2 separate regions of the Homo sapiens genome follow, and region 1 is linked to region 2. A link is an interaction called in ENCODE POLR2A ChIA-PET data of the cell type or tissue named here. Cell type or tissue: MCF 10A. All regions are shown on one strand. Each heading gives the region's core, and the rest is flanking DNA. Links, peaks and the distances in the headings are about the cores only. Region 1 overlaps EFNB2 (ephrin B2). Region 2 overlaps LOC107984626 (a long non-coding RNA gene).

The links. ChIA-PET counts read pairs that join two places held together with the same protein. Peaks named below come from ENCODE experiments on the same cell type or tissue, not always from the same donor. Only the 100,000 strongest peaks of a DNase experiment are listed, where the experiment ranks them.
Region 1: POLR2A ChIA-PET joins it to region 2 with 5 read pairs; 2 of 35 experiments call an interaction of 5 or more read pairs at or near these places.

Annotation. Positions count from the first base shown.
Region 1 is chr13:106,506,479-106,519,296 of GRCh38, forward strand. EFNB2 (ephrin B2) reads right to left here. Exons shown (of 5, transcript NM_004093.4): 2 at 6,051-6,334. Among named protein-coding and RNA genes, the nearest start is that of EFNB2, 23 kb to the right of the region's middle. In MCF 10A, for the core only: no CTCF peak of the experiment used is centred there; a DNase peak (open chromatin) is centred at 6,663.
Region 2 is chr13:106,223,332-106,236,149 of GRCh38, forward strand. LOC107984626 (a long non-coding RNA gene) reads right to left here. Exons shown (of 4, transcript XR_001750000.2): 4 at 8,652-10,978. Among named protein-coding and RNA genes, the nearest start is that of LINC00460, 150 kb to the right of the region's middle. In MCF 10A, for the core only: no CTCF peak of the experiment used is centred there; a DNase peak (open chromatin) is centred at 7,310.

The DNA of each region.
Region 1 (12,818 bases), core at 5,585-8,084, 280 kb after region 2:
CATAAATGCATGTTTCTTGGTAAAGGAAGCTCAAGGACAAAAGAGCTTTTATAACACTGAAAGAAGACAAAGAGAGAAGATCTTATAATTAAGTTATGCAGCATTACTGAAACGTGTAAACTCTCTGGAGTTCCATTTTATGGATGGACTTCAAATCAGCCAAGCTTTTGGGGTCCATCCTCTCCAGCTTGCAGCCGAACACAGGTCTGCCTCCAGCCTGGAGCCTCACACTTCCTCCCCTGCTCCAAAGTTAACTCTTAGTTATATGTATTTGGTGTCAAAGGTGGAAGTAATAAGCATTTTCTATATCCCACCACATCTGGATTCCCATCAACCCTGTGAAGCAGGTGCTGTCATTATCCCCACTTTACAGATGAAGAGACTGAGGCAGACAGGGGTTAAGTTACTTGTCAAAGGGCACTCAGGAACTCGGGTCTTCCAGACCCCAGACTCTCAACCTAAGATGTTGATCTGTTTCTCTTGGACAGGGGGAGGGTGGTGGTGGTGCTGTATCCCCCAAGATCCCAAATGCACAGTCTCTGGCAAGATTCTGATGAATATCCTATTACAAAGATGACAGCTGTAGGTTAGAAATAAAAATGAGTTTAAATGCTTGAACGCAGCCATTATGCACAAGGTATCAAACAGAAATCCTCACCCCTCAATCAGAGGACCCAAATGACAGGCTGATGTTGCTGTATCACCAAATGGGATTACATTTAATGATGGAAATGTGGCTTTTGCTACATTTATCGTACATAAATAATTCATCAAATAAAGCACATAATCGCTTTATACAGCCCACACATTATTCTATATTCTAAAAGAAATCTATATGTTAAGAGGACATTTGAAAGCTCCTGTAACTATCTTGCTAAAGAACAGTGCATTCAGTACGTTTCAGTACTACTTGCCAAACCTACACCCCAGAAATAAGTAAATCAAAAGCAGAGAAGAAAACAAATATATGCTTAACATAAGCAACAGACTCTGAAGTTCTTCTGCTTTGATTCTTTAAGAATATTGTTTCATTATATTTGTGGAAGCATTTTACTTTATTTTGTGATTTTGCTTAGAAGTGGAGTACATGTCTAAAAAATAGCAAAGCTGTTTGTGAAGCTTTCCAATTTTACATACTCTTTATTAAAAAAAAAATAAAAAATAAAAAGCTATAGACAACTGAACCAATGAGGGCCCTAAGAAATGGCAGCTTCTCCAGACTTGTTCAGTGTTCCTTAAGGAAGACTTTGCCAAGGCATGGAGAGTGAGGGAGGCCTCCAAGAGGATGCCATGAACAACACAGGGTGGATCTCACAGAACAACCTTTAATCAAACAGTCCTTCGGAAAGATGACTTACGGACTATGCCACAAGATGTGTCTTAGCTATGGATTTGCAGCAAAATAATGCAAAAGCCATATGAAGCTAAATTGGGAGGCGCTTCATTAATACGGTTTTCTTTGTCTAACAGCTCTGCTGTAGCTACTGTTCACTGGAAAAGTATGAACACAATGGCATTCATTTTTCATCCATCTCTGACTCACATGATTTTGGTAGTGTGACGAAAACCTCTTTGTGGGTTATTTTGCAAGGTTTTATGCGAAGGTAGAATAACCAGCCCACAGAACCTTCGTAAGGACAGCTGTTGCAAAGGGTCGACACACCAAACCTGCTGACTCATTCAGCTCTGGGTGTCGCCTCTGAAAAGAAACTAAACCAGGCACAGAAAATGCTGCAAAGAAAACTCTACGGATAAAGGCTACGAACACAAGAAGGCTTTCCCAGTATCAACTGGAGCATTTAGTAAGTCTAAGACACAGCTTCCCTTGAAAATAGGCAATTTCAGAACAGTTATTTCATGAACATTAAAAAAAACTTTAAAGACAATAATAAAATAACTAGAGGTTAGGTAAATTAGCTACTCTATTTTTAAGGCAATTAAAGATCTGAACATAATAAAGAAAAGGTCTCTTCAGACCACATGGCCATAATATCTCCATCTTTGCATTACTTGAAGATTAGGAGATCTCATTATGCAAATCAGGCCCAGGGCTAATTACTGAAATAGGTCACTTGAAAAAGTCAATTCTAAACAAGAATAAAAACCCATATACAGATGCTCCATGACTTAGGTGGGGCTATGTCTTGATACTTGATAAGCACAAGGTAAGCTGAAAATATCATTAAATTGAAAATACATTTAATACTCCAATAAACCCATCAGAAAGTTGAAAAATTTAAGTGGAACTATTTTAAGTCGGTGACCATTCATATATAATTTTGCCACAAGTTAAAAAACAAATAACCATCTATGAGAAGAATGAATGAGGATGCATATCAGTTTGCCACATATCTCCTAAGGGGACTTAGTTAATACTTAGTGTGTTTAAAAATACAGTTCAAATTAAAAATTCATATTCACGTCTGAAACTCACAAGTGTGATGACTATATTTTAAAGCAGGTAACACCACAAATCAAATTAAATGTTTTTAAAGAATTTACAGAGGATCATGTCCATTTGAAACCACACTAACAAGTGATCCTATATTGCATTTGTATGCCCAGCCCTAAGGTGGCTTGAAACTGGAGGAGACCGCCATCATTAGCCAGAACAATGACAATACTAAAAGCGTTTTTTAGGGAAATAAATTAAAGTTCAAAGAAATAAAATTGACTTTCTCATTAAGCTTAGGAAGCAGGACTAGCAAGTAGGACTCTAGGTTCCTGGTTTAATTCTTCTGAAATGCTGTTCATGTAGGGTACTCCCCAATGCAAGTCAGTCCCTCTGGACTACTCCTCACTGGGGAAAAGTCAAGCACTCCTCCAAAGCATCAGGTCTCTTTTTCCTCTCCATGGAAAGAAACCAGCACACAATAACATATTTATTATAACACTGCTCGTTCTGAAGGCGCTTACCAACTAGACACTCAGATTTGGGGTTAAACCCATGTAGAATTTATTAAAGCTGAACTCAAATGCTAATATTATTTACTGTCTCAAAGTGAACCAACGATTTGAAGTGTTAAAAATATACATGTAAATTTTAATACTTTCCGTCATGCTACCTAGCACTATTTATAAATGTACTGATATAAAAATTACTAACTTCAAACACTTTCCTTCTCAAAAAAGCCAGTACAGAGCTTGACTGTGTGTGTGTGTGTGTGTGTGTGTGTGTGTGTGTGTGTGTGTGCATTTGTCTGATATGCAAAGTAGTGACTTTTTAAAATCCATTCATTGTTTTGGTGTCTTGGAACTTATGCAGAAGCAATACAAAGTCAATATTAATTTCTAAAACTATTTTAACATTTGTTCTCTGCATTTCCCATTTCCTTTCTAGGGAAACTTGTAGATCAATGAGCTTTGCTGTAGGGTGGGTGAGAAATTGGCTTCTATATTTTCCCAAGTATCTGAAACGCCTTCCTCTGCCTACGCCATCGTGGAAGTCTTTCAACTCTGCTGAAAGTCTCAACTGGACTTCCTGGCAAACTTCTTAGCCCTGAGTCCTCCACCCAGCCCTTATGACAGTCCCCCAAAGCAACATTCAAATAGCCTCTCGTAGTTTCAAACTTGAGACCCTCAATTCTGTATTAAGAAAGATTCATTTATCCCAGGCTACCATATGCTTTTGCATGGTAAATCGTAACTCTAAGGAGAGCTCTGATGGCCAGAGTAGTTCAGTAACTGCAATGAACCTGTTAGTGTGGTATGAAGAGTTTCCAAAAAAAGAAAATAATAGATGTCGTTATTGTGTAGATTAATATTATAATTATAAATTAAACTGCTTCTAAATACAAATCTCTCATGTATTAATAAAAAGCAATTATTAAATGCTCACCACATTAAGCAAAGAGATGTTGGTAAACAATTATTTGCATATCTTGCATATTATTTCACACTAAAGGTTAAACTCTTAATGTTTACTAAAATTCCACTTGCGCCCAGTGCGAACTTAGAATTTGCAAAGCATTCTTCGTGAAGTCATAAGCTAAAGTAAGAAGAGAGACTCTGGGTGTGTCGGCATTATCGGTGGACGTGGGCTGCATCCACGCATTAGGGACATGCGTTCACTGCCCTAGGGCATCTCATCTCTAGTGTGTCCCCTCTTCCCGTACCACGACCTTCTTTCTCCCACCCCACCTAGGGGCATTAACCTTCTTAATAAATGCATCTGATCAGTTTCAGTTGCCTGTAAATGTCATGCCTAACAGTAGCTTTCACTGAAAAAGTCTTACTTTAAAAGTCTTTACTAAGGCCAGGCGCGGTGGCTCACGCCTGGAATCCCAGTACTTTGGGAGGCCAAGGCGGAAGGATCACAAGGTCAAGAGATCCAGATGATCCTGGCCAACATGGTGAAACCCCGTCTTGACTAAAAATACAAAAATTAGCGCACACCTGTAGTCCCAGCTACTTGGGAGGCTGAGGCAGGAGAATCACTTGAACCCAGGAGGTGGAGGTTGCAGTGAGCCGAGATCACGCCACTGCACTCCAGCCTGACGAAAGAGAGAGACTCCGTCTCAAAAATAAAATAAAATAAAATAAAAAAATAAAGTCTTTACTAATATAAATACATTGTTAGGCTTCCAAAAGCTTAAAGTTTCCATTTATTTTACCTGGTAACTATTTTACATTTTCAAAGATTTCCCTACTATGCTGCATACTTGGCCACCCCATCTACCTGTTTCATTTCAGAATGCTTTTATTTTATAATAATTACTCCTTACTAAGTATATACTCTACCACATTCTCTCTTTTTTTTCTTGTTGTTGTTGTTACTAATTCTTGGTAAGCTACTCTATGTATCAAGTTGGCTTTAAAAATAGGTTTTCATTCTGTGCTTTGAAGTGTAGCTCTTGAGCTGGGTGCAGTGGCACATGCCTGTAGTCCGAGCTACTTGGAGGCTGAGGTGGGAGGATCACTTGAGCCCTGGAGTTCAAGGCTACAGTGAGCTGTGATCATGCCACTGCACGCCAGCCTCGGCAACAAAGCTAGACCCTGTCTCTAAAAAAATAAAATAACAATAAAGTGCGGCTCATAGGTTGAGATGCAAGAGTTTCAGTTTGATCACCAAGAGTCTCCTACCTAAAGTTTTAGAGTCCACCTTGGGGCAAATAATAAACCAGTGGCAGATAGCAGTTCCCTAATAAACTGAAGTCTATGGTAACCAAGCCACTGGAAAATTCAACCCAATTAATTATGAGTATAATTTTAAACCAAAGAAATTAAGAAAAAAGACTTCATTGCTTGAATGACGCGAACAGCTGTCTGAGTCACCTAGACTTTAACACCACCTGGGGCCCTGGGAATGACGCTGACGAGAGATCTGCACATAGTAGGCGTGGGCTCCAAATGTGCTCATCAGCTGACTTCACATCCTCACAAGTCAGCCTCAGATATGACCCAAGGGATACGTACCATCTCTTCTTGAAACAGCGTGTCAAATTATATATATGTATGCAAAAAAGAGTAATGTACTAAGCAAACCAAGTTTCGTCTTTTTCTTCTGAATCTGGTTTTAATGTGACCTGTCATCCCCATCTTTCGAATTTATGAGCTCCATCTTCTCTAGACTGTTAACTTCTTGAGGAAAACATGCTATTTTACCACCTTTCACTGCTGAATCCCTAGCCCTTAAGCACAGTCTCTGGCACAGAATAAATACGAAATGAATGAGTGAATGAATGGATGGATGGGTGAAGAGAAAAGGCAATGCACAAGATTTACCTATCAAAATCCACCAATGGTCCTTAAAAATGGTTTTGTCAGTAGAGATGCTGAATATATTCATATAATACATTTATTTCAATACTATTAAGAATTCTAGTGTTTTTTTTTCTCTTTGGGTATGTATACTTAATGAATACTGGTAGCACAGGGTCCCAAATTCAATGAAGTTTTCTTTGAAAAAAAAAAAGGGGGGGGGGACAATTTTTCCACATAGATTTTCATCAAATTATTTGTCACAATAATTTTAAGGAAACAAAAAATTGATACAAACCTATATAGCTTATCTTAATTTCTATAAAATAAATGAATAAAATTATACTTACATATAATGTAATAATCTTTGTTCTTCTGAAATTCTAGACCCCAGAGGTTAGGGCTGAATTCTTGAAACTTGATGGTGAATTTGATATCTTGGTCTGGTTTGGCACAGTTGAGGAGAGGGGTATTTTCCTTCTTAATAGTGCATCTGTCTGCTTGGTCTTTATCAACCATATAAACTTTATAATATTCATACTGGCCAACAGTTTTAGAGTCCACTTTGGGGCAAATAATATCCAATTTGTCTCCTATCTGTGGGTATAGTACCAGTCCTTGTCCAGGTAGAAATCTAAAAGCATAAGAAAAAAAAGCCATTGAGTTGATAAAAATTAACAGTATTAATGACAGTTACAAGATAGCCAGGCAATGCCCATAATCCCAAACTACACATTTTCAGATTCACACTTTAATTTATCAAAAGTCTCTTACTTCAGATCAATATGGGATGAATGTATTTTGGAATTAAGCTTTAAAAGAAAAAGGAAAGACAGAAAGAAACCACTTTCCTTACTCTAAGCTGTAGGATCAGGCTACCTGCTGACATTTCTTTACCACCCCCTCGCTTGTAATATTTCAGTACTCCTTTGTGTAACTTTACCATAACTCTTCCTCCGTGGTGAGTCAGATCTCCCACATGTTTGTTATTTTTTAACCATTGGCAGCTTTAGTTTATTGGGCATGCCACAGAGAAAGCTCGTCAATTGGAGGGAACAGTGGATCCACTAATACTTTGTTGTCCTGTTAGTTTCCCTGTGCTGTTGATGTTAATTAACAGACAAGTTTCATCAAGAATGTTTCAAATTACTTATCATAATTAGTCAGTCACTGATCAAACAATGGGTTTTTTATTACACTGAACAAAAGCAATGTCTTACAAATGCGTAAAAGATAACCAGAAATAATTAGTTGTGGTATTGATTCAGCTGCAAAATGAAGTGTCCTCTACTTGCAAGGACAACTACTGTCCCTGCCCTATAAATCTTTTTTTTTCTTCCCTTGAGATGTATTTGCTCCAATTAATTCTCAGAAGCAAATCTTTAGAACTAAGACTACTGATACAATATCCCCTTAATGCTTATAGCTGAAAGCCTCCCTCCTCCCTTTCCTCTTTCTTGGTAGCCATGTTCCTGAATGATCTTTCTTAATGGGGAGTTTCTCTGAAAAACTGAAACAAGAACTTCCTAATGAACATCCTTCTACAAGTGCTAACACTAACAACACACTTAGAAATCTCAGCTCGTTCGTAAGCAGCCAAGCCTGCAGGCTCATTAAAATATTAAAGCCTAAGAACAAAGAATCGCCTCTGAATCCTTCCAATCCAACCCTTTCTTTAACCAGAGACGCCCACCAGCCATGATGACTACAGGGTCATAATTCACTAAGAGATAAAGCAAGGATGATAGGGCACCCCCAATTTCAAACCCATACCAAGGGAATAGTTTATGATTTATGCTAATGAATGGTATTAATTTTCTGAAAAGTGCATGAGTGTGGTTATGAAGCAGCACAAAACATAACAGAAATCATACTATGGATTCATATTAAAAACCCACACTCTTTATTGGGAAGAAAAATGTATGTGGCTGTTACCTCTTTCTTGGGAATGTGTTACTGTACAACCCCCAAAAGAGAAGGATGGTCCCTTTTTTTTTAACTGAGCTCCTTTAGCAAGGATATATGACATTCATTCATTCAAAAAAACTTTCTGTGAAACAGAACTCAAAACGAATTTTTATAACAATGATATATTTAAAACAACCATGTGTGTACTGTTGAAGAATTCTCTAGAACTTTTGACAAATGCAAATCACAGTGGGAGCCTCTCTGTGGTATCCCCTCAACCTTGTGAATGGCAATGTGTTCTCTGTAGACAATTTCATCTTCTTTATGGACAAAACACAATTCAGTTTCTCAAGTAACAGACTGAATCAGAATGTTTGGGATGAGGCTAATTTCTTTATCTCCCCCAGCCCCTCCAACACACACACAGTAATTCTGATGTGCTGCTGAGGTTAAAAACCTCAGGCAAGATGCCGGGCAGTAAGTACAAACTAAATTCCATAAACATTAAATTGATCATCTTCCTGACATTTCCTTTTTCTCCTGTCTTATTCCTTGACCTTTTTAGGACATCTTTAAGGTTTACAAACACCAGGAGTCAATTCCTGCCTAGGGTTTCTCATACACTCCAAACCTTTTCTATCCTTAATCTGCTCCTTTTGTAGCCTGCACAGACAGCACTATATAAGGGTTAGCTACTATTAGGGGAAGTATTCCTAAATTACAAGCCCTGGGGGCATCCCAGGCTTCAGAGATTAGGATCCTTAACCAAACCAGATGTACCCATTTCCTCAACCATTCATTCAGCTCTTTTAAGAAAATGCATTACACCCCCTCCCAAGCTGTACATCTCTGCAAATCTTAAAACTCTCCCACATTACACCCTATGTCTCAAGTTTGGCTCACTAAGCTCCTTCTTCATTCAAAATGCTCCCAAGATCCTGTTTCCTTCATGAGGATTTTTTTTTTCCTGCTTAACTAAAGATTCACAGGAGGTTTCCTCCCAGGCCATGCAAGTCACTCCTCTTGACTCTCATCACTCACCGTCTCAGCGACAGGTCTTGCTGGTGCTGATGCGGTGAGGTCGAGAACATGGGACGCAGGGGTCGGTGTGGCTTTGGGGATCTCTGTGTTTGAGGCCATATTTTCAGAAGGCGTAAGTCATATAAATCATTTAATGAGCCTTTTAATTCATTTTACAAACACGCCAGGCCTTCCTTGATGTAAAGTTTTCATTCAGTGTGTACTGTCCAACTTTGTTAAAAATCTATAATGGTCAGTGACGGCAATCCGGGGGATGCTTATCAAAGCGGAAGTGTGGTGGGGAGGCTCACATTTCAATATGCATATTAGATACGCTTGTAAAAAGTAAATCGTGACAAAGCTCACTATTCCTGATGATTCCAAAAGCATTAATTCACCTTTCAGAACACACTGTGGCAAAACGTGAGGCAAGAATTTGATCCTCGGCTCTTCAAAAGTAATTGTTTCTAGAGCTCATTAAAACAATGATTGTTCCTTTAATTAAATCAATACAAAAGGCCCCAATCCTTGAGTGGTTTAGCAGCTTTTACTTTTTAAGCGTATATATAAACAGCCATAGCGCACAGTCACTTTAAGTGAAGAAATTATGGCTTCTCAGTGGACAGAGTGCAGTTGAGCTGAGAGCCTGAACTACAGCTCTCCTGGCCATGTTTTCACTACGTGTAGTCTGCATTATTGACTCTGCCTCCCGGGAACTCTCACACTTCCTAAAGCACCATGGCAGCAAACAACAGTACTGTGAGTGTAACAACTCAAGTAACCTATGTTGTGCCAGACATTATGAGTGACAGAAAAGTGGAGACCACTGATCATTAGGAATTTATAGTCTAGCTCCCTGAGGGCAGGCAAGTCCCACATGTGACTAATTCAGTATTAAACACCCAAGGGGCTGACACAGAGTAGATGCTCAATAAATAATGTATTAATTGAACAAAAAATAGGAATGAACAAATAGAAGCTAACATTTATACAAATTGAAGTCAAATTAAATACCACTATTTGCAGATCACAGACATGATAGGAATTCTGAAGACAGAACCACTGAGTCGGTACAGGACACACTGAGGAGGAGAGACTGGATTTCTGAAGATGCCCTCCCAGGCACACTGGCATTTCTGGAGAGCAAGGAGCCCTGCAGATGCAGTTTCTGACCCTTCCTCTCTGGAAAAAGTTCTAAGTATTGGCAGTCTTCTACAATCCCTCTCTACTTAAAATGCAAGGCAATCAGCCACCTCCAGAACCACTAATAATACAAACACAGCTGCTTTTGAGCACTTGCTTTTGGCTCAGCACTGTCCAAAGCCCCATACATCCCATGTTCTTCATTTCAGCATGACGCATGGACCTAACACACAAAACAGGTGAAGACACACTGGTGCCCAATGAGCATGACAGGAAAAGCCCCCTTTCTCTGCACACATTTCAGTTTTGACTGCAGCACATTCAATTATAACTCCAGCATTGGGAAACACATTTTTTTCCCCCAAATCAAGCTGTTCATAGATAAGCCATGAAGTTAAGGGAAATCAAGACACGCACATGTGAGCGTCACATGGAGAGCCAGGGAAAGTCTAGCTCCACACCAAGCACACATCAGTGGTGCCTGAAGGGAAGAGGCTTCTTCCGAGGCAGTCATCTGAGACCACGGCTCAGATGTGCAACCCTTCCCCAGGAGGCCAGGAACCAAAAGGTGAGGAAGAAACAGACCAGCTACATGGCATTTGTGTTTTACATTTAATATTACATATGGACTCCAGACAATTATGCAAATAGCAGAATATATATGAAAAGAAAATGGGGTGAGTTTCCTAATAGTATCATTTTTTAATGGAAAACAATTGAGTTCCATATGTTATAATCAAGTCAGTAAACAGAGTTCCTATTTTGGAAGTGATGGGGTTTATATTTGAATTCTGTTGCTTTGATTGCTTAGACACATTAACAAATCAAACTACACAGCACATCTATCTATGCCCTAAATATTTTGTAATATTCAACAATACACTTCTCCTATGCTGACTTTGAAAGTGTTAAAAAGAATTATGATGATGATAACTGGCTAAGTTTAAATTACTAAACTGACTTTCCATTATGGATGCCAAATACAGATTTCTTTCTGTGTGTTCAGATAATGTTCATCTTGTAACCAAAAACAGCAGAGGGAAACCGCCACAGTTACAACCCATACCACATGGGGGGAGGCTGTTCTTGTTAAACTTCGCCCAGACAGAGAGTGGTTAGAGAGAGGTGTCATTTAATAAAGTCTGCTGATTTTAAGCCCAAATAAAAAGCAAAGACCACCAAGAGTGATTCATGTCCCACACAGGAGAGAGAACTGAGCCAGACCAGTTCCATCCCTGAGCGAAGTCAGAGCAGGCTCTCTACTATCTTCCTGGGAGGGGAAGGCTGCCTCTTCCTTTCCATCAAGACAATCTCCAGGTTCAGGACTGCTTCCCAGGCCATGGCGTGTGGCTTGGTGCATTCTCACTGGAGGGCCTGCCTGGGAACCATGGGAAGCTACTCTAAGAGTGAGGCATACTGAGTGGAAATAGGCAACTCCAGTGGCTTTTCCCAGTGAATCAGTCCTAAGCAAGACAATAGATGCCCTGCCTTTGAATCAAATATAGACACAATATAATGTGGAAAAAACTGGAAACACTCAAGTAGGGCTTCCAAACTTAACATGACTATGGTGAAAAGATCTGATATTGGAATCTGTTTTTACTCTTGGATTACCTATTGAACTTAAGCCAAGCTTTTTCAAGTTTTTCACCAATCTAGACTCTAATACTTCTACATGGATACTTTGGCTAAGTCTAATCATCTCAATTAGACATAAATATTTAGTAATCTAAACTGGATCTCTAATAATTTAGACATTTCAACTTCACAGTCATAATTGTAAAAACTTTAAAAAATAGTCCTTATGTTGCCAGGCGTGGTGGCTCACGCCTATAATCCCAGCACTTTGGGAGGCTGAGGCGGGTGGATCACGAGGTCAGGAGTTCAAGACCAGCCTGGCCAAGATGGTAAAACCCCGTCTCTATTAAAAATACAACACTTAGCTGGGCATGGTGGCGGGCGCCTGTAGTCCTAGTTACTCGGAGGCTGAGACAGAGAATTGCTTGAATCCGAGAGGCGGAGGTTGCAGTGAGCCGAGATCGCACTACTGCACTCCAGCCTGGGTGACAGAGCAAGACTCCGTCTCCAAAAAATAAAAAAATTAGTCATTATGCAACACAATATTCTTTAATATTAATAGACTAGAACACAGCATAATTAATGAAGACAACAGAAAGTTTTAACCTACACTACGAGCACATGCTTGTTTAAAACACGGGCCTAATACACTGAAAACATAAACCAGCCACTTAGAGTTCAGAGGTCACCTCATGTGATTTTCATTCACAGACCAGACCATGGCACGTTGGGATGTCAAGTCTGGACTTTTCTGCTGACCTGTATTGCATTATCGGGTCTCACAGGGTGCCTGGGAAATGGACGGAGGCAGTGGTCGCCTGATCTATTTCTGCACTTTGCCCAGTGTAATAGGAGGATCCGTGGGAAGCCAGCAGTGGAGAAGTTTATGGAGAGCTGTGTAGTGAACCCGAAATTGCACTCCCTGCTTCCCCTCCCACCCACGGCCACTCCATTTTCCCTGCTTCTTTCTTCCTCTGACCATACTACACGCACCTTAGCACAAACATCTGATGCCTTCTTACAAGTTTTCTCACGGTTGGCCAAAGAGTGTAGATTAACCGAGAAGAAAACCCAAATCGCTGGGGGGCCACTTGATGCTGCTGTAGTCTCTGAAAATACATGCGAAATGTGTGACAATATACCTGGTGGCTCTCCTGAGAGACGCGACAGGTCCACGGAAGGAAACCATGGAAGGATATGCCAAAGTTTCCAAACAAGGATGAGTTAATATGTTAGTAACTGACTGCAAGAATATTTAGCTGACACAGAATAAAGAGATCAGAACAAAAAAGATACAAACAGGAACTACCAGTTTCTACACCCAGACAGATAACTAGGCCAGGTAAACCCCAAATCGAGACAGACACGATGACAGTGCTTGGAAATGTTGTGGGAAAGCTTCTATTTAAAAAGCATCAGATTCGATCCAGAGCCACTTCTACCTAATATTACACACGTAAAGATCTATT
Region 2 (12,818 bases), core at 5,899-8,398:
TTAGAAACTGGTGTGTGTGTGTTGGCTGACAGCCTCTAAGCAGGTCATTATTTTATTAATGAAAAAATAGAGGAAATAAGATCGTCCAATATACGTCCTAACAGTGGCTCTTAGCTTTATCATCACCCTTGCATAAGACGTCAAATCCCGTGCAACGCCAATGGCCCTTCACAGACTCCAAAACTTTCCCTAATCCTCTCAGTCTCTTCCAACTCTACATTTCTCCAGTTACTTGTGTCATATTTATTATGATTCATGTCCTATACCTCAATGAATTTTAGTGACTGATACATTTATATAATTTTCCTCATTTTTTTGCTCATTTACTTGTATAACTATATACCCTCCGAAAAAGTCTGTTAATCAAACATGACATTAAGTAATAGTTTTTTAAAAATGTACTCTGCAGTCAGTGTCTGGGTTCAAATCTTTGTTCTTTCATTTACTACATGTATGAACTTGCACAAATTAATTACTATCTTTATGCCTCAGTTTCCTCATCTGTAAAATGGTCAAAATAATAGTACCTATTTCATAGGCTTATTCTGGGAGTGAAATGAGCTAATACTTGTAAAACAATGGTAAGCAGTATAGATTTTTGAGAAGTAAATACTCGAATGAAGGGTAAGTTTAGCGGAATAACAGTTGGATGTTAGGTATGAACATTTTCACAAATAGAGAGTGGCACTCAAATTTCCTGGAATTCAGCTTTCCTGCAAAGGTAAATGAAATTAAATCAGGCATTTGACAGAAAGTTACATAGGCTTTGAGCATCATAAAAAAAAAGGGCAGGCACAAAGCATATGTGGTGCATGCCTCATGCAAGGTTTGCTGTACTTGTTAGTTATAGCATACTCTCTCTTGTTATATGAGATAAGACTTATGAGTTCAGATAGCTAACTATCTCTTGAGTTTTCATTGAGTGATAAAGAATAGAAGTTTAGAAGGAAGTAAAGGAATCAGTGTGAAGAGCAATCAACTGAAAATGACAGCTGATAGGGGAAAGAAAACAGGACACTGGTGGCTGCTTCTGGCATGGTGACCACAGACACCTTCAGCCTGAGAAAAATATTTGCAGGTGGTTTGGCAGATGCAGAGGAAAAGGCTATTTCATACGTATATACTTCCCAAATCTAAATCAATGCAACAATGATTATCATTCTTTCAAAAATCCTTTTAAGTTCTTTAGAATGAGCACATTTTTAACAGCTACATTCACACACACACACACACACACACACACACGTATATGGCACATATACTACAAAAATGGCCTCACTTAAATTATCTCAACTAATGTTGCATTATTATAAGCACATAATCTCATCTTAACATCTCATACCATTAGCAGATAAATTTTATATTTTTCAGACTTGCATTTAATTGTTACTATGGAAATGTATTTATTGAATGTATCAGTGGCTTAAACTAAAGTTGACAAGTACCAATAGAAGTAGAAACATCGGTTTTATAACTAAAAAAAATGTCATAAGCATAAAAGGTGAATAAATTCCAGTGGGAATATGAAGTATAAATTTCAATGTACTAGTACAAGTAAATCAACAGGTGGGATTTTATAAAAGCAGCTAAAAGGAAAGAGAGATTAAGGAGTGGGAATTTCTGTGGAATCATATCTTTACCCCACTACTTAGTATGTTACCTACTAAGAGACATTTAAAAGAAAGACATGAAATCGCTGAAACTTTTCCTGCTATTTTCAAAGGAGAAATAAATTCAGAGTGACATCTTGAGTAAGCCAGCCAAGGTTTTGCAGAACCAATATAAAATGATGCATATCTATATGAAACCAACTCATTTGCTAAAAGCAGAAAAGAGACCCAAATTACAGACATCCTTCAGATTTGCAGTTTTCTCCAAAAACAGAAAAAAATATGTAACTAAGGAGAAACACAAAGACCCAGTAACAAAGTTAATGATAAATATGCTCGGAGAGAAAGCAGAGGGAACTACTGCATATTTTCCCATTTACATAATATTGTTGAAAGTCACATGAGGCCAATAGCATTTAAGGCAAAAGAGTGACAATTTTCTCAGGACATGCTTGCATACCTTTTGCTTCATAGTTGGGTGAATACACGGATGTGTAGATCATGAATTATGTCATAGCCTATGTGTAGCAAATATATGAGAGAAAAGTGCTCAAAACTTTTTGTCACTTTTTCAGTGAATGCTCAAAGTGCATGAGAAGAGATATTTAATTTAGCTAATGCAGAGGAAAGCCACAAGATCTGATGGTTTTATAAATGGGAGTTCCCTTTATGGGCCAAGGTACAAATTAGAAAAAATATGCTATGATTACTACAACTGAATTCCAAACGTAAGTGTGTAAGGAAGATCAACGTTTCATGCATAGAAGTTTTGGACCAAATGCCACTCTACATAGTATTTACCATTCTCAAAGGACAGACAGTGATCCAAAAATAAATCTCAGTGTTGGAGAAAACAATAAAATTCAAAATACAATCTAGCCACTCAATGCACAGTTGTCCTTTGCTTTTTAATATATGAATAAATCAGCTACGAGAAATTCTGGTTTTAAGTAGATTTGCTATCTGCAATCAAGATGCTCACACCAATCTTTTAAGCAAATAATGAAACCAAAACATTTTTTCATTATCTTTTGTATGATGTCAAGCATTTGCTCCAGCAATATATTAAAGTAATGTATTCAGTGTCTTTAGTAGTCTGAACCTATCTCTTTAAAGTTGAAATATAACAAATACTGTCAAGGATGTAATATCAAGACTCCTGAAGATGACTTCACTGTGGTACAAACAGTCTAATAGCCAAGAGTCATGCTTTCTTGTGACATATTGAATTTCATGATTTATTAATGAAGTAAGTTGATTCTGTATTATTGACTTTTTTTTTAACTTCAAGAACAAACATGAAGGAGGACTTTTCAAGGCCAAATGCACAGAATGGACTCACATTCTTTTAGCCACCATCATCACTGGGACATGGTGAGCCTTCCTGTTTGTGAACACAACCTACTCCCCTGCTTAACTTCTTCAAATGTTAAACGCAACTTTAGAGAAAAATTTCCTCATGATATTAGGGTTCACTTTGAGTCCAAATACCTAGAACCTTTGGAAAGAGTCAAAAAACACTCAGCACCTTTTCTGAACAGCTGTAATGTGAGTCAATCTGACGCAGTCCAATAGACATAAAGTGTGAAGACAGAACACAACTGGATGAGGAAATGCTCTTAGGAATCACATTATCTCTTAGCAAGACAGATGCAGTAACCAGGTGAAATATTTCCTACAGTATAATCTACAACACATGGTAATGATATTGACTTTGAAATATTTTAATTTCAAAAAAATATTCTTACCTCCATATATTGACTCCAAGATTATCACATTCTAATAACCAGCTGTGGGATGTAGAAGGCTTGGAAAAGCATCAGCTTAGGGTAAAAATAAAGAGTTGTATATTTTTGTATTAATACACAATATCAAGAATGACCATTTTTTAAAACATAGACTCTCTTTAAGGCAATAACGCATGAATGCTTATTTCTAATACATTATAGGTTCAATCATAGAAGAGGAATAAAAACTTGTATTTTTTTAAATAATAAAAAATTTAATACAACACTATATAAAGTGAAAGGAAATGTCTATTCCCTATCTAAGCACTGAAGCTCATTTCCAAAGATGACCCCTGATTGGGTTGAATAAGGGTTGATCTTTCTTAAAACTCCCTTTTGCACATAAAGTTACCTTTCCTTACAATTTGCTTTTTAATTTCATTTACCATGCTGTGGGCAAATATATATTCAGTTCATACATGTTTATCACTTTTTGTTGTTGCATAATATTCCAATGGATAGACATGCTGGACTATACGTAACCAATGCCTTCCTTATAATAATGAAACAAAATTGAAACAATTTTGTAATTACAATCAATCTGGCTGTTAGAATATTTTACACACACCTTGCATAGTTGTACAGGAACACTTTTAGAATAATGTCTTAGAGTTTGAATTGTGGGTCAAAGAATTGTATTTATAAATGCTGTCAAATTATCCATCAATAATACCATCCCAGCCAAGAGCTCATCTATTTTCAATTCCATCTGGACTTTCTCTCTAGTGGGTGAAAAAATACATCTTTTTATTTGAATTTGAACTATTTGTTTATTTGTGAGGTTGAATAAACTTTTAAATGATTACCACATTTTATTTAGTTTCTAAATTACTTGTTTTTACTTTTTGCCTGGTAGGTTATTTATATTGTTGTTGTTGTTGCCATTGTTGATTTATAAAAATAAAAAATGTTGGGCCAGGCACAGTGGCTCATGCCTGTAATCTCAACACTTTTCGAGGCCGAGGCACGCGGATCACCTGAGGTTGGGAGTTCACGACCAGACCCACATGCAGGAACCCCGTCTCTAACATGGAGAAACCCCGTCTCTACTAAAAATACAAAATTAGCAGGGTGTGGTGGGGCATACTTGTAATCTCAGCTACTCAGGAGGCTGAGGCAGGAGAATCGCTTGAACCTGGGAGGCGGAGGTTCCAGTGAGCCGAGATCATGCCACTGCATTCCAGCCTGGGTGAGAGAGCGAGACTTCATCTCAAAAAGAAAAAAACAACAACAAAAAAAGTTAACAGTAACAATAAGGCCAGGAAGAGCTGGATAGTAAGCATGTAAAAAGTGCCTGGCACTATGCTAAGACTTTGCATGGAGGGGCATGACATCTTCAAATCAAGCATATGAAACAAGATGTATTACTGGGCTCAATGCTGTGCACTGCATTTGGGATGGAAAAATGGCAGAACCCTGTGAATCAAGCTTGACTCCAGTCTGTATACTTATCCACTGTTATTCTGCCTTCCTATTTGTATGCATCAATTATTTTCTAGATTTTAAGCCACATAATGTCTTAGCACTCCACCCAACATTATTAAAATGTTTAAAGGTTTCGGTATCTAAAATGATGAGCTCCCATTACCTGGAATTTATTTATAGAAAACACCTCATTTTCCAATAGTGCCAGACAAATGTTGCTACATATCTTTAACACTACATTGATCTGTCAACCTCTGCTAGCTGGAGTGATATAGAAAAACAGGAATTAAAGAAAAACTGTGGCTCAGCCAACAAAAGAATTGCCATAAAGCCCAGGTACTAAGGTTTATTTATTTTGCCCCGAAGGAGGGAGCAGAAGCTCCCACTCAGAGAGCTTTACGCACACTTCTAATGCCCTCGGCCTTTGCTGCCCCAAAGGCTGAAAGCATCATGTTAGATAGCGGGGGTCACCCCAAGGGGTGGCACACTCACATCAACAAGTAGCTGGCTGATAGTAACAGAGGACAAAGAAAATTCCTGAAATAGAAGCAGGGCGTTCCTTCGGAGTAGGGGCAAATATGGAAGCCACTATGATCTGAGTAGTTTAATGTGGTCTACTGAAGTGCAGTGTAGTCTAATGACAGAACTGAAGGTAACAACAGAGAATATTTACTCACCAGCATTCCAGGGGGACCAAGAAAGAAAGTCCTCCTGGTTGGGTCTACTCTTCCAGAGGAAAACTCTCAGACAGAGGGAATCAATTACCCATTCAGGAACTACATGGATTAGCTAAGGCACATGTTGGCATGTGGGCCCTGGGAGAAGCAGAACATGAGTGGGAAGGAAGAAAGTCATGACCCACACAGTGTGGCACAATCCCTCTTCTGTGAACTTCCACATCTTCAGTAAAGGGACAATTTTATAAAAGGCTTGGCTCACTGCAAATGTGCAGAAGGTAAATGCAAGCCAAACAAGATGGTATCCATCAACAGAAGAGTAGAAACAGAGGCACCTTAAGGAGGGAGTGTAGGGTTGGGATAAAACAGGAATTAAGAGAAAAACTTCAGCTTCCCCCAGCTGTGGAATTAAATATTCAAACTAAATCCCCAAGAGGCAGAGAAGTTCCAAGTGACATCCAAATTATAATAGTAGTAATTATAATAAAAGCATCCAATAGCAATCCCACTTACATGTCAGGCATCCTACTGTTTTCACATGCACATTGTATCACTTAATTCTCACAACTTCCCAGTGAGATTGATACCAATCATTATTCTCTCCATTTTGCAGGTAAGGATGCTGTGGCTCAGAAAGACTAAACACTGTGGCCTACATCATGAAACTAATAAGTGATACAGCCACAACGTGAGCCCAGCTCTATCTCCAGAGACAGTACCATTCACAACTACATTCCGTTCATAGCAGAATATCCCTGAGATATCAAAAATAAGTAAGTTTGTTACTTTTTGATCTAAGAAACAAGGCAGAGAGTAATACTCTTAAAGGTATTTCCATAAATTATTTTACACTTTAAAAATCCTATTTGTTTAAATTTAGTAAGGCTGATTGGTTGTCAAAAGCTAAGTTCTTCTGCCTGAATCCCTTTAGACTCCAAGTTCCTCGTCTATCAAATGAATGATTAATTGCTAAGACCCCTTCTTGCTCTTGCTGTGATGAACTCAGAACATTTCAATGCCTAGCAGTGAGGTGGGAAAAGGCTTTGGTGAAAATATCACACTGTCCTCATCATGGGCATGTGACACAAGGCAGCCGTGGGAACACACACCTGGCTCCCAGGCTCTGGAAACCGTCTTGGCTTCACAGGGTTGCATCTTCCTTTCACTTGCTTGAAAGACAGGAAGTACCTTTTAAGGAACCTAGGGATCCCTAAAATTCCTTAAATGCTTTGTTGTACACAGAAGGACATTAAAACCTGGCAAGGTAAGGGCTGCGACTATAAGGCTGCACAGCTCAGGGTCACATCTTGCCTAAGACCTGGTTTTCTGAGAATCCAGGCAAGGGAGCCTCAGAAGTAGGAGGAACAGAACACCCACAACACCTCGCAGTGAGGCCAGTGCTCAGGATCAGGACCAGAGATATTGCTGAAGAGGCAGCTAATTCACAAGACAAGGGCTCTCACAGTTTCTTTTAAGATGGAGCCTGATGAGATGGTTGTCCTGAGCTTGGTGGATGATGACGGTGACCATGTGTATGAGGTGGTCATCCTACAAGCAATGGGAAATGTCTGCTTCTGAAAAGTAGACATTAGGACCCAGAAAATGGTTCTATAATGAAATCAAACAACTCCTGCATGAAGTCCAGGAGGGCAAGAATGTGTGTAACCCAACTTTTCTTCCCAGCACCTTGCCCAGTGCCCGCCATAGGCACTCAATTACATGTGTTGAGTGAAAGAAACAAGAAATTGTCATGACTATGTCCAACAAGTAGGCATGCCAAATGCATGTAGTGTAGAAAACCAACTCTCAGTATGTTTGTTTAAAGAATGACTCACAATTTGGCATCTTCTTGCATTTACTCTGAATTCCTGACATGTGTACATATAGATACATTGTATAACCATGCTAGCTTATATGTGTTTATAGATTCCTTTGGATTATTTTCTACTCTTTTAATTTTTTAAATTTATTAAGTTTATTCTATTCAAAATAAAGCATTCTTAATAATAGAAAGGGATTTTGCAATATTTTGGTGTGTCCTCAACATGAAAGGTAGTAATACGGTTGACTATAGTGAGATTATATACATTCATTCATTTTGTTTTGTTATATCACAGCTAATGTGTTTTAAGTTCAATTGACAGATGTATTCCCAGTACTCAGGAGAGTGCCAGAAACTCAGTAGGCTGTCAATAAATATTATTGTACTCATGAATACACAAAAGTATGCAAATCAGTACCACCAGTCATGAAAAACTTTCTAATAGTCTGTCTTTACACAAAGACCTTCCTTTAGAGAACTACTTCATAGTGAAAATTGTGACCACATTATGATAAGCTTCCAGCAACTGCGCATCAGATCACTCCCCTTCACACACACACAAAAATGTATACTTAAAAATACATGTGGGCCAGGCACGGTGGCTCACGCCTGTAATCCCAGCACTTTAGGAGGCCGAGGCCGGCGGATCACGAGGTCAGGAGATCAAGACCATCCTGGCTAAAATGGTGAAACCCCATCTCTACTAAAAATACAAAAAATTAGCCGGGCGTGGTGGTGGGCGCCTGTAGTCCCAGCTGCTTGGGAGGCTGAGGCAGGAGAATGGCGTGAACCCGGGAGGCGGAGCTTGCACTGAGCCGAGATCACGCCTCTGCACTCCAGCCTGGGCGACAGAGTGAAACTCTGTCTCAAAAAAAAAAAAAAAAGAAAATCATATGAACAACGTGCTGGTGTCATTCCTGAGATGATGAAGATTACAGGAGGGTCAGGCTGTAGGGGAATCAAGTGTCCTGTTTTAGACATTTTAAGTTTGTAATGTAAGACTTCTTAAGAGACAGTTGGCTATACAGACTTTTTTTTGGTAGCAAACATTTTTTTGGGTTTAAAACTTTAAAAATACTTTACTAAAAAAGTCTTCATACAGCGTGATCCAGTTGGGGATCAAACACAGATTTTTTAAATTAGTTGTAAGAATGCAAATGTTCATATAAAAGCTATTATTAAAATTGTTCTTGGCGTACGGTCCCAGAAAGAAATGTTTTTTTTTTTCAGTCACACATTCATGTACACACATGCATGCACACACATAAGCACACATACATGAATCCACAACAACTGCCTAGGTGCCTAAGCAAAAAGCGTTCTGCACACATCCAAGCACACACAACCTAAAACATCTCATCTGTAACTCCAGTAACACATCTCAACTTTATAAACCTTCCCTTTTCAAATAAAGACAGCTTTAACATCAATATAGAAAAAGAAAATACTAATTCACTTATCTTAGAAAACTTTAGCAACATCTATTAAAAGCAGGTTAGAAGAACGATACTAAAAGCAGCAAAAGCAGGGAAAATCTACCAAAACAAGCATCTGTTCACCTTTTGCAGAATTATACATATGCAAGAACATTTTGCCATATTTTGTAACACTTTTTTCCGAACACTAACAGGTAATATTAGAAACATATACTTTCTCTACATCATGTATACATAAAACACAGAGCTACACACATACCAAATACATAAAAGAACCCACAACTCTTCAGGTTATATTAGAACTGCCCTCAGCCCCTCCTTTATACATCTCTCTTTCTGATTGTCTTGTTAAAATAAGAATTCTTATTTAATCTGTAATCATCAGAAGAAATAAGAACCAAATATCTAACTATGTCTGATAATATATGTGGTTTTATGAAGTTAAAATATTTTACAGTCAATTACAGTTAATACAGTTCATTTTTGTTCTAATTTCTGAATACTCTTTCCTACTTCGGTAAAATTATTGATGTAATAGCATATCTATGTATACTTTGTGCTAATAGAGCAAATACACTTAGTTCTCTATTGATCTCCCATAAGATATAGTTGTGGTTACATTTACAATGTTTCATTACTCGTATTTGAATATCCTGAGTACAATTTCTGGATGTATTTGCTTTAATTCCAAAATAAACTGTACCCAGTGGCAGCTCTGTTACTGAGATTTCAGTATCGAGTTCCAGGCTCTTCACCTCCATGCCAACAGTACTACAAAGAAAACACTTCCTAGAGCATGGAGACAAGAATTGGCTTCTCTTCTTGGCAACAGATCCCGTGTTGATGATTTTTAAAAGAATAAGTGTTCAGTTCAAGAGCCCTAGAGAGGCTGATAACTGCAGCTCTGGTCATTTGAGAAAAAAAAGGAAAGAGATTTTTAAAAGCCAGACACAGGGGCATGGAATAATAGACATTTCCTTTAATTAAAAAAATAAAATAAAATAAGCAAAAGCAAGTTTTGAGTAATAACATATGGAGCTCCTTATAATTAGATTAAAAACACATAGATACATACATAGATTAATGTCTTTGATGTGTCTGGACTTCAGATCAATTATGCACATGCTAATGTTCAATTTCCATAAGAATAAAGCAAATGACAATTATATGTTGGCTTAATTTTGTTTGACAAAGACACTCTTCAGACTCCTTAGCAAGAAACTTGGTTCTATTCCATATGAGTTCACTCCTAGAATCTGCAAAACTCCATGAAGAAGAAATTAGCTAATTTGTATAATAAATAGACCCAATCTCCTCTCATCAGACTTGCAGATCTTAGCTATCCTAGAATAAAAAAAGGATGAAGAGTCATAGGGGTTTGTTAATCTCCCCTCTGAATGAAGGCCTCTAGGAAATGACTTAGGTGGTAGATTTCACACAAAAAGGCACTTGGGTCTCTTGAGTGAAGACTTTCAGGACCTATGACTGTCCCTGTTGCTCATTGCTGCTCCTTCCCCTGACCACCATCTTGTCTCTTGGAAGAGAACAAATGCAAGATAATTACAAGAGAAAATTGTTATCTCATATAACTCTACCGTTTTAAAATAATTTCAGTCACCCTGTTGGAAAAGGCTAATTGAAACTTGAGTAAGGGTAGAGTCCCAGAAAAAAATTTTAAAAAATAATAAATCTCGATGGAATAAGAAAAATCTGCTTTCTCATTCTTTTATCTGCCTTTACCTGTATGGCTTTGAGTAGCTCACTTAATTTCTCTAGGTTGAGTCTCTTTTATACAATGAAGGCCTCTGACTAAATTATGTTTTAGGTTATTTCTAGCTCTAAAATTGTATGCTTCCATGCATAAGATGGATTGTTTGCCAGGGAGGTTTACCAGCCGCAATGGGGGAGCACTCACGGAAAATGACAGCAGGACTGTGGCCTCCATCTCCAGCACAGATAAAAATGGAAGCACAGTTCATCTCCATTTCTCAGCCCCTGATGAAAGTGGTGGTGGCTACCCAATCCGGAAACGATGGAATTGACAAGGGGAAAACTCGCCGAGGGAAATCATATCTTCTACAGACTCTCCCTTCTCGTCACCTCTCTCAACAGATGAACTGACATTGAGTGGAGGGGACAAATGGGCTTCAGGGACAGGGATGTGTGTATTGTGCGGCGCTGCAATAGCCACGTAGAATAGTAATCGACTAAAACTTCTTTCCTGTTAAAAACAAAAACAAAAACAAAACAAAAAAGTCTGATTCTGAAAAATATCTTTGGAAATAATGAAAATTATAGCCAACAATATAAAATGATTGGTGAGAAGAGAACCAGAGAAGATCTCAAGAATGCACACGTATCTCAGAAACCCACCCCACAATTGCCCTGTGAGCTCCTGTCTCGACGCTAAATAATCTTTGCTAATTCAAAGCCAGATCTTTAATCTTCATATTACAGAATGCAAATGCACATGTTTATACTTAAAATGAAAGGCAGCTTGATATAAAAGAATCTTTACTTCCTTCAAAATGCTATGTTAAGTGCCACAAATCTCCTGAAGATGGTATTAATTTCCTCTAATAATAATTTCTGGGTCATTAAGTTCATTGCATTTTACTTTATGTGCTCCTTATCAAGTACACAGAAGCCTGCGCAATTTCTCCCAGGAGTCGGGCTGCCATATCAGAAAGGCTCACACTTTCAAAGGATTAATAACACCTCTCTGGTGCTTTTAAAAATCCCTCGCTAATCTCCAGACTCACTTACGCTGCCCTGCCTGGCCTTGCTTCTGTGTGACGGAGGCATTGGTGCGCCGGAGCTAGGGCAGCACTCCAGCTCACAGCAAATGGGGAGCAATCCGCCAGGGCAGAATGGATAAGCCAACTCGTATTTCTTTTATGTCTTTCTCCCCTGGAAAGGGAGGGAAAATAAAGGTCACCCCAATATGAATAAAGCAGCCTTTTGATGAAAGGCATTTGAAGGGATTTCTCTGCTTGTAATAGGAATCCTAATTCAATTGAATGATGTGACTTAATCTAACCAAGTAACTCAGGCTAGTTAGCCTGCAAACTGGCTTGACTGGTAAAAGCAGAATTATTCACTACTTTTAACTGTGTTTTTACTGGTGCAAAACTTACCTTAAGTTGGTATAGACAAATTTTCATTTGCAAACCGTAAGTACTGATCCATGATGATGGTAGTAGCATTTATCGATATCAATCAAAAATCTCTCCAATACGTAGGTCCTCCCTCTCACATACCAGATATTTATTATCTCATCTAATAAGTTAGGGTTTTAAAGAGACATTGCAAATCAATAATATTTTCTATTATTTTGAAGGAAATTATGATTCTTTTGGCTGGTGTGTCTAAATTAACCTAATTAGAATTTGTTAATTTATTAACCATCCAGAGTGTAAAGCAGTGAACAGGAGAAGTGGACAGAGCAAAGCAGACACGGATGTAACATCCAGTTGCAGAGTGCACTCTGGAAACAGCACCAGGGTCGAAAAGTTGTACCCTGGTGATGAATGTCTCAGTTCTGCTCTAGGACTATATCTTCTTGTTAGAGCTATATCTTTTTGTTCAATACCTTTATCATATGTAATAGCTATGCAAACATAAATATAACCACATATAGTAGACTGATTAGTTCCCAGACATTCAGCATGGGCAATCCATGTGTGAAGCATGTTTTTTTCAGAAACCATAGAAAAGTAAACAAACCGTCAAGCTCCAATGCTCTTTTAGTCATTGGCACAATCTGTAAAGTGGGTTAACAGTCCTCTGAGATCTTACAGGATTAAGGATAATATTTTCAAGATTTAAAACAAAATCCTTCATTTCACTTTCTAATTCCAAAGCAGTACACATGTTACATGACGCAAATGAATTTAATATACTCACACGTGCAAAGAAAGTGAGGTTTCTGTGTTTTTTCTAGAATTGATTTCATCTTCCTTGCATGCTCTCACTCCACTGAGGGCAAGGAAACAAATTTGCCAGTTAATCATACCTTTCATGCTTCTCGTTCCATCTCCTCTTAGTTTACAAGCTCTCAG